Linked DNA regions of Mus musculus: region 2 is linked to region 1. Evidence: chromatin loops called from intact Hi-C (ENCODE). Cell type or tissue: gastrocnemius. All regions are shown on one strand.

What was found. Hi-C counts contacts between places; a loop is a spot of excess contacts. Peaks named below come from ENCODE experiments on the same cell type or tissue, not always from the same donor. Only the 100,000 strongest peaks of a DNase experiment are listed, where the experiment ranks them.
Region 2: a loop joins it to region 1, with 8 times the contacts of the local background. A loop is called at or near these places in 17 of 42 quality-filtered maps.

Annotation. Positions count from the first base shown.
Region 1 is chrX:153,154,018-153,156,517 of GRCm38, reverse strand. The region is part of intron 6 of Rragb (Ras-related GTP binding B); the gene reads right to left. Among named protein-coding and RNA genes, the nearest start is that of Rragb, 15 kb to the right of the region's middle. In gastrocnemius, a CTCF peak has its summit at 1,034 (motif pointing left); a DNase peak (open chromatin) is centred at 1,006.
Region 2 is chrX:153,358,400-153,360,899 of GRCm38, reverse strand. It overlaps Klf8 (Kruppel-like factor 8), which reads right to left and starts at 1,287. Exons shown (of 8, transcript NM_001357183.1): 1 at 1,191-1,287; 2 at 936-1,058; 3 at 417-604. In gastrocnemius, no CTCF peak of the experiment used is centred here; DNase peaks (open chromatin) are centred at 505, 853, 1,194 and 1,410; H3K4me3 peaks cover 1,628 bases; H3K27ac peaks cover 1,063 bases.

The DNA of each region.
Region 1 (2,500 bases):
GATGAGTTTTCTGAAGTGATTTTGATTCTGATTAGAGTTAAAGATGCAATTTCAAGAAGTAATGAGAACACTCAAGAGAGCCTGGGGGTGATGTGGAATTCAGATCCTGAATCATACAATGTTCTGGCAAGCATCTATGTGGCTATTTTTGTCAAAATGTGTAGAATGGATTTGGTAGCTGATCCTAATTTTGCTGTATAAAATGGACAATGATAAGGATGAGCTCAGATTTGAGTATCCAGATGAGTGATAATACAGATGACCTGAAGTTCCTATATTTGCCCAGAAAGATACCTTTACTTCCTACAGCCACAGGCTTGATACTGCTGCAAAGTAAACTTGGACTCTCATCTCATGAGCACAAAAATTACAGTGCAAATTGAATGCCCATCTCCATGTGGTACCTGCTTAGAAAGCATGACACTGGCGGGAACATGATTCTGGAGAATGGAACTGGTCTCATCGAGTAAAAGCTTGAGGAAATTGGGAGTGCCTAAATGCTCAATTCTTTGCCCATAGAAGCAGCCACTACATTTTTATCTAAGAATAATACAGCTTTTCCTTAAAAAAAAGAAACTAAAGTGGCCTCCATGGAGGTAGCTTGAAGAGACTTGATTCATTTCTACCACAGCCCTTTGCTCCTAGCACTATACAGATTCAAGAATCAGAAGACTTCTAAAGGTGAAATATACAGCCTCTAAAAGAACTATATGATTTTTCTAATGTAGACCAAAATACAGGGATAACTATGAGAATAGATATTAATGGCTCAGGACAATTTTATTGATGTGGATGCAATAAGCAGAGGATTTGTAGGTGAAGGGTTAAGAAGGCACTCTGTTTGTTTAGTTCCTAGCTGAGACATGAATGAAAACATAACCTGTACTAACTGAGGTTAAAATGCCATAGCTGTGAAGCTGGAGAGATGACTCAGCAGTTAAGTGCACTGCTCTTCCAGAGTCCTTGAGTTCAATCCCAGCAACTGCATGGTGGCTCACAACCATCTGTAACGGGATCTGCTGCCCTCTTCTGGCAAGCAGGTGTACAAGCAGATAGAGCACTCATACATAAAAGTCCTTTTAAAAAAATGTCAGAGCTGCATCGATCTACTACTACATAGGAAGGAATCTAAACGCTTAGGGAGATGACAATGCTCAAGGTTTTTAGTCTACAATCTATTCATTCATCAATACTGGGAACACAAAGCCAATGAGAAACAGATGTGTAAGAGGACCCCTAACCTCCTCCAGCTCTCTGATCACTTTCTTCTATAAGCCAAAACTTACAGTGGTAATTGCTACCACTTAATTGGGAAGCCTAATAAAGGGGAAGTGGGTGCTAGAATAATGGGCAATGTGAAGACATTTTACCATCAAAGACAAGAAGGGTAAACTTAAGTACCAACTCACAGAAACCTATAGTTTTGGCTAGTTGATCATAGTGCCCCTATAAATGAACTAGATGGGATATCTACTACATTCTTATTTCATCTACATAAATGAAGTAATTTAGGTCAAATGATCAAAAGCCTAGCATGAATCATAAAATATCATGGCTGTTCAACTGGTATCCATCCAGATTTGTACCATTTCGTAAATCCAGAGAACCTCTTGAATGAAAGAGAAGGTTGGTTCAAGTATAGGAAGGACGCCGACACAATTCCATTCAGGTTACCTATTCAGTTTCTATAGAAGACATGGCTATTAGAAAGTGGGGTACCACATACTTAAGAAGTTTCTGACTGCAATTACAACTACAAGACCAAATGTACTTACATACCAACTCATCTATTGATATAGGAATCCGCGTTTCCTGTTGTGTATAAGAAGGCTACTGATTTATTTCTGTTAACTTTGTATCCCACTACTTTGCTGAATGAATTTATAGCTTTAGTTTTCTGGTGGAGTTTTTAGGGTCTTTATGTAAAGAAACACATCATCTGAAAATAAGGATACTTTATTTTTTTCCTCTCCTTTATGTATATACTTCTTTTCAGGTCTCTAGCCCATCTTCCCAGCTCTCTAAATTTCAAACTACTTCTAGATGTGGCTTCCAGAATCAAGTGAGCTAATTCCTTAAATGAAATGTGTCTTTGTCTTTCTATACACAAACACATCTGACTGGGTCTGTTTCTCTGGAAAACTCAAACATACATATTAATGTATAATCGAGGATATGTATATGAACATTTAAAAAACAGTAAAGGAAATTGAAAGTGATTAAAACATTCAAAAGGAGCTCATTTGTTGTTGTTCAGCACACATGTAATTCCAGCTCCATGGGATCTGACACATCATATGTGTTATGGAACATGTTTTTCTGACAAATGCTATCACCAAAAAAATCCTTTAGTATAAGGCTTTCCTTAAGGCTCCAAGCCAAGGGCTGGGCAGTAGTGGCTCATGCCTCTAATCCCAGCACTTGGGAGGCAGATCTCTATGAGTTCTAGGCCGGCCTGGTCTACAAAGAGAGTACCGGGACAGCCAGGTAAGAAACTAAA
Region 2 (2,500 bases), 200 kb before region 1:
AGGGAGGGGGTGACGTAAGTGGGTTCAGTGCTCCTCCAAATCCTCTTCTCTCGCACAGAGACTTTGCATGTACAGGGTTAAAACAAACCGTACCACTTAAGGAGGGTTGAGAGCACCTAGACAGGACAGACTGAACTAGACATACCTATCCATTCGTGTCCCTTTTCAATTCTTCCACAAGCCCCCCCTGAAGTACCCTTCCTCTTAGTCTCCGCGATCCTTAAGGGAAGTCTTTTTCCATTGAGTTGAATTTGATTCCACATAATGTTCTTACCCCCTTCCGCTTACTCGTCTCCCCCATCCCACTTCACTGCTAAAACCCAAAGCCAAGTGGGTGTGTGCGGTTGGCACGCGGGGTGCGGGGATTAGAACCCTGACTGAAGACTGAAAGAGTGGTCCTTTCCCAAGTCACTTACCGCCTATGCCTCCAGCCGCTGCCGACTCCTGAAGTGTCCGGAGCTCACGCAGTCCTCTCAGAGACTCATACTCCAGAGCTGATCTCAAGGCAGCTGTTCCCCTTGCACCCGCCCATGTCTGACAGCGCGCCTGGTAACACGCTTTAGCCTTCTCTTCCTTGGTCCCCCACCTCCCTGTTTTCTCCAGGCTGGAAAAGGATAGGGAAAACGAAAAAGGGAGGGAGTCGATTTAGACCCAGCTGGGCCACCCTCAGAACAAGGGAAACAAAGCTTTCAAGCATCCAAGCCCCGAATCGGGGCGGTGGAGCCGACTTCCTAAAAAGAATCCTCCCACTGCAGCCTTCCCTGTGCTAAAAATACAGCGGCTTCTCCGGGGCGAAGTGGCCAGCGCTGAAGCTCCTGCGTTCCCCTTTTACCTCAACCGATTCAGTTCCGGCCAAGCCCATTCTCCACCCACCTCAGAACTCCTCAAACCCTCGCCTAGAGAGCACGGGCGGGGTCCCAGCAAAGCACCCAAACCTTAGATCACGACTTGAACGCAAAGTTGAGAGAGAGAGAGGGGGAGTCAGTGAAGACCCACAAGGAGACAGCGCCAGAGGATCCCCTCCTCGCAGCGGTTAGTGCTGCACACCCGGCGCCTTCCTAAAAAGAAAGGAGGAAAAGACGCCAACGATTGGTCGAAACATATAGGAAAACACCGGCCCAGGGCAGGGACTCCAACGCGAGTGGGAGGCACTCCCGCAGGACCGCGCCTGAGAGACTTCTCGGTGGTACCTGGCCGCCCCACTGGTATACCGCACCCGCGGGTCAAAGCCTGGTGCTCTCCCCAGGCAATCTGAGCAGATGGAGTACATAGCTCTTTCTGTGTCAGACTAGGCCCAGAAGAGAGGTGCGACTATGAGGACTCCACCTAGGGTGGAGTTCCTTAAAAGGGACAAGTGGCCGCTAGAGGGGAGTGGAGTAGGAGGGGGTAGAGATGGGTGGGGCAGAAGAGGCGGAGGGACAGAGGAGGGGGTGGGGCGGGCCCTAGGAGCCAGGAGCCAGTCTCGCCCCTGGCGGCCGTCTCAGTTGGCCTCCTGCAGCTGCAGGTATGACTGAAAGCCTTTTCGGTGCATCCTTAGTCCCCAGCAGGGGTTTTCAGGCACACTACTTGGTCAACTATCCACCCAGACTTAAGCACTCCAAGGGAGGTTGGGAAGGGTGTGGTGATTGGGAGTAAGAGATTTCTAGGGAGAAAGGGAAGCAGAATGGGGAGTGCCAGTAAGATGGTAACAGTAAATGGATTTTTTTAACCCTCCCAGTTCTCCATGGCAACATGTGACACTAGCAAAGACAGAGGGGTCACAGTGTCTTTTTAGGGATGAAGCTTAAGAGGAAAGAAGAGCTGGGTGAATTTTCTAGCAATAGGAGGTGAGAGGAAACTAGGTAAAGATGAAATGATCACGGATTGGCAACAGGAAGGCTTTCTGAGTCTCCCAGCTCTCTAAGAATAGAGTTCTCAACCCCCTGAGACCGCCTCTCAGCTAAGCATTGGCTAACATCCCCGAAGAACTGGGTCCGTAGAATAGAAGCCACCATCTTTCCAGCATTTCCTTGTCCTTGCCTTAAAGTCTGTCTCTAGTTCATTTTAATGGAAACCCAGGAAGTCACAGACAACCACAGCCTCCTTCCAGTGCCTCTTCCCTACCACAATTCTGAGAGAGAGAGAGAGAGAGAGAGAGAGAGAGAGGAGAAACAAAGCGGAGGAACAGAAGGAGCAGCCAAGCAAAAGAAATAATAGGTTCCATGTCTTCAGCACCTCATATGGGCAGTTCACTAGGCCAGGTACCATTATAGTCCTCAATTTTCCTTTATTCCTCATAACAACCCTAGACAGCAGGTAGCACTATATTTTTATGTCCCATCAGGGAGTAATGTAGATTGAATTCGGGGCCTAGTGTATTCTAAGCAAGCATTCTATCACTCAGTTGGATCCCCAGCTTATGTTTCTTCTTGTTGTTTTTTTGTTTGTTTGAAATAGGAGGTAATCTTATGATAGAGCTCAGGCTAATGCAGCTTAGACTGTCCTCAAACTCACCACTCAC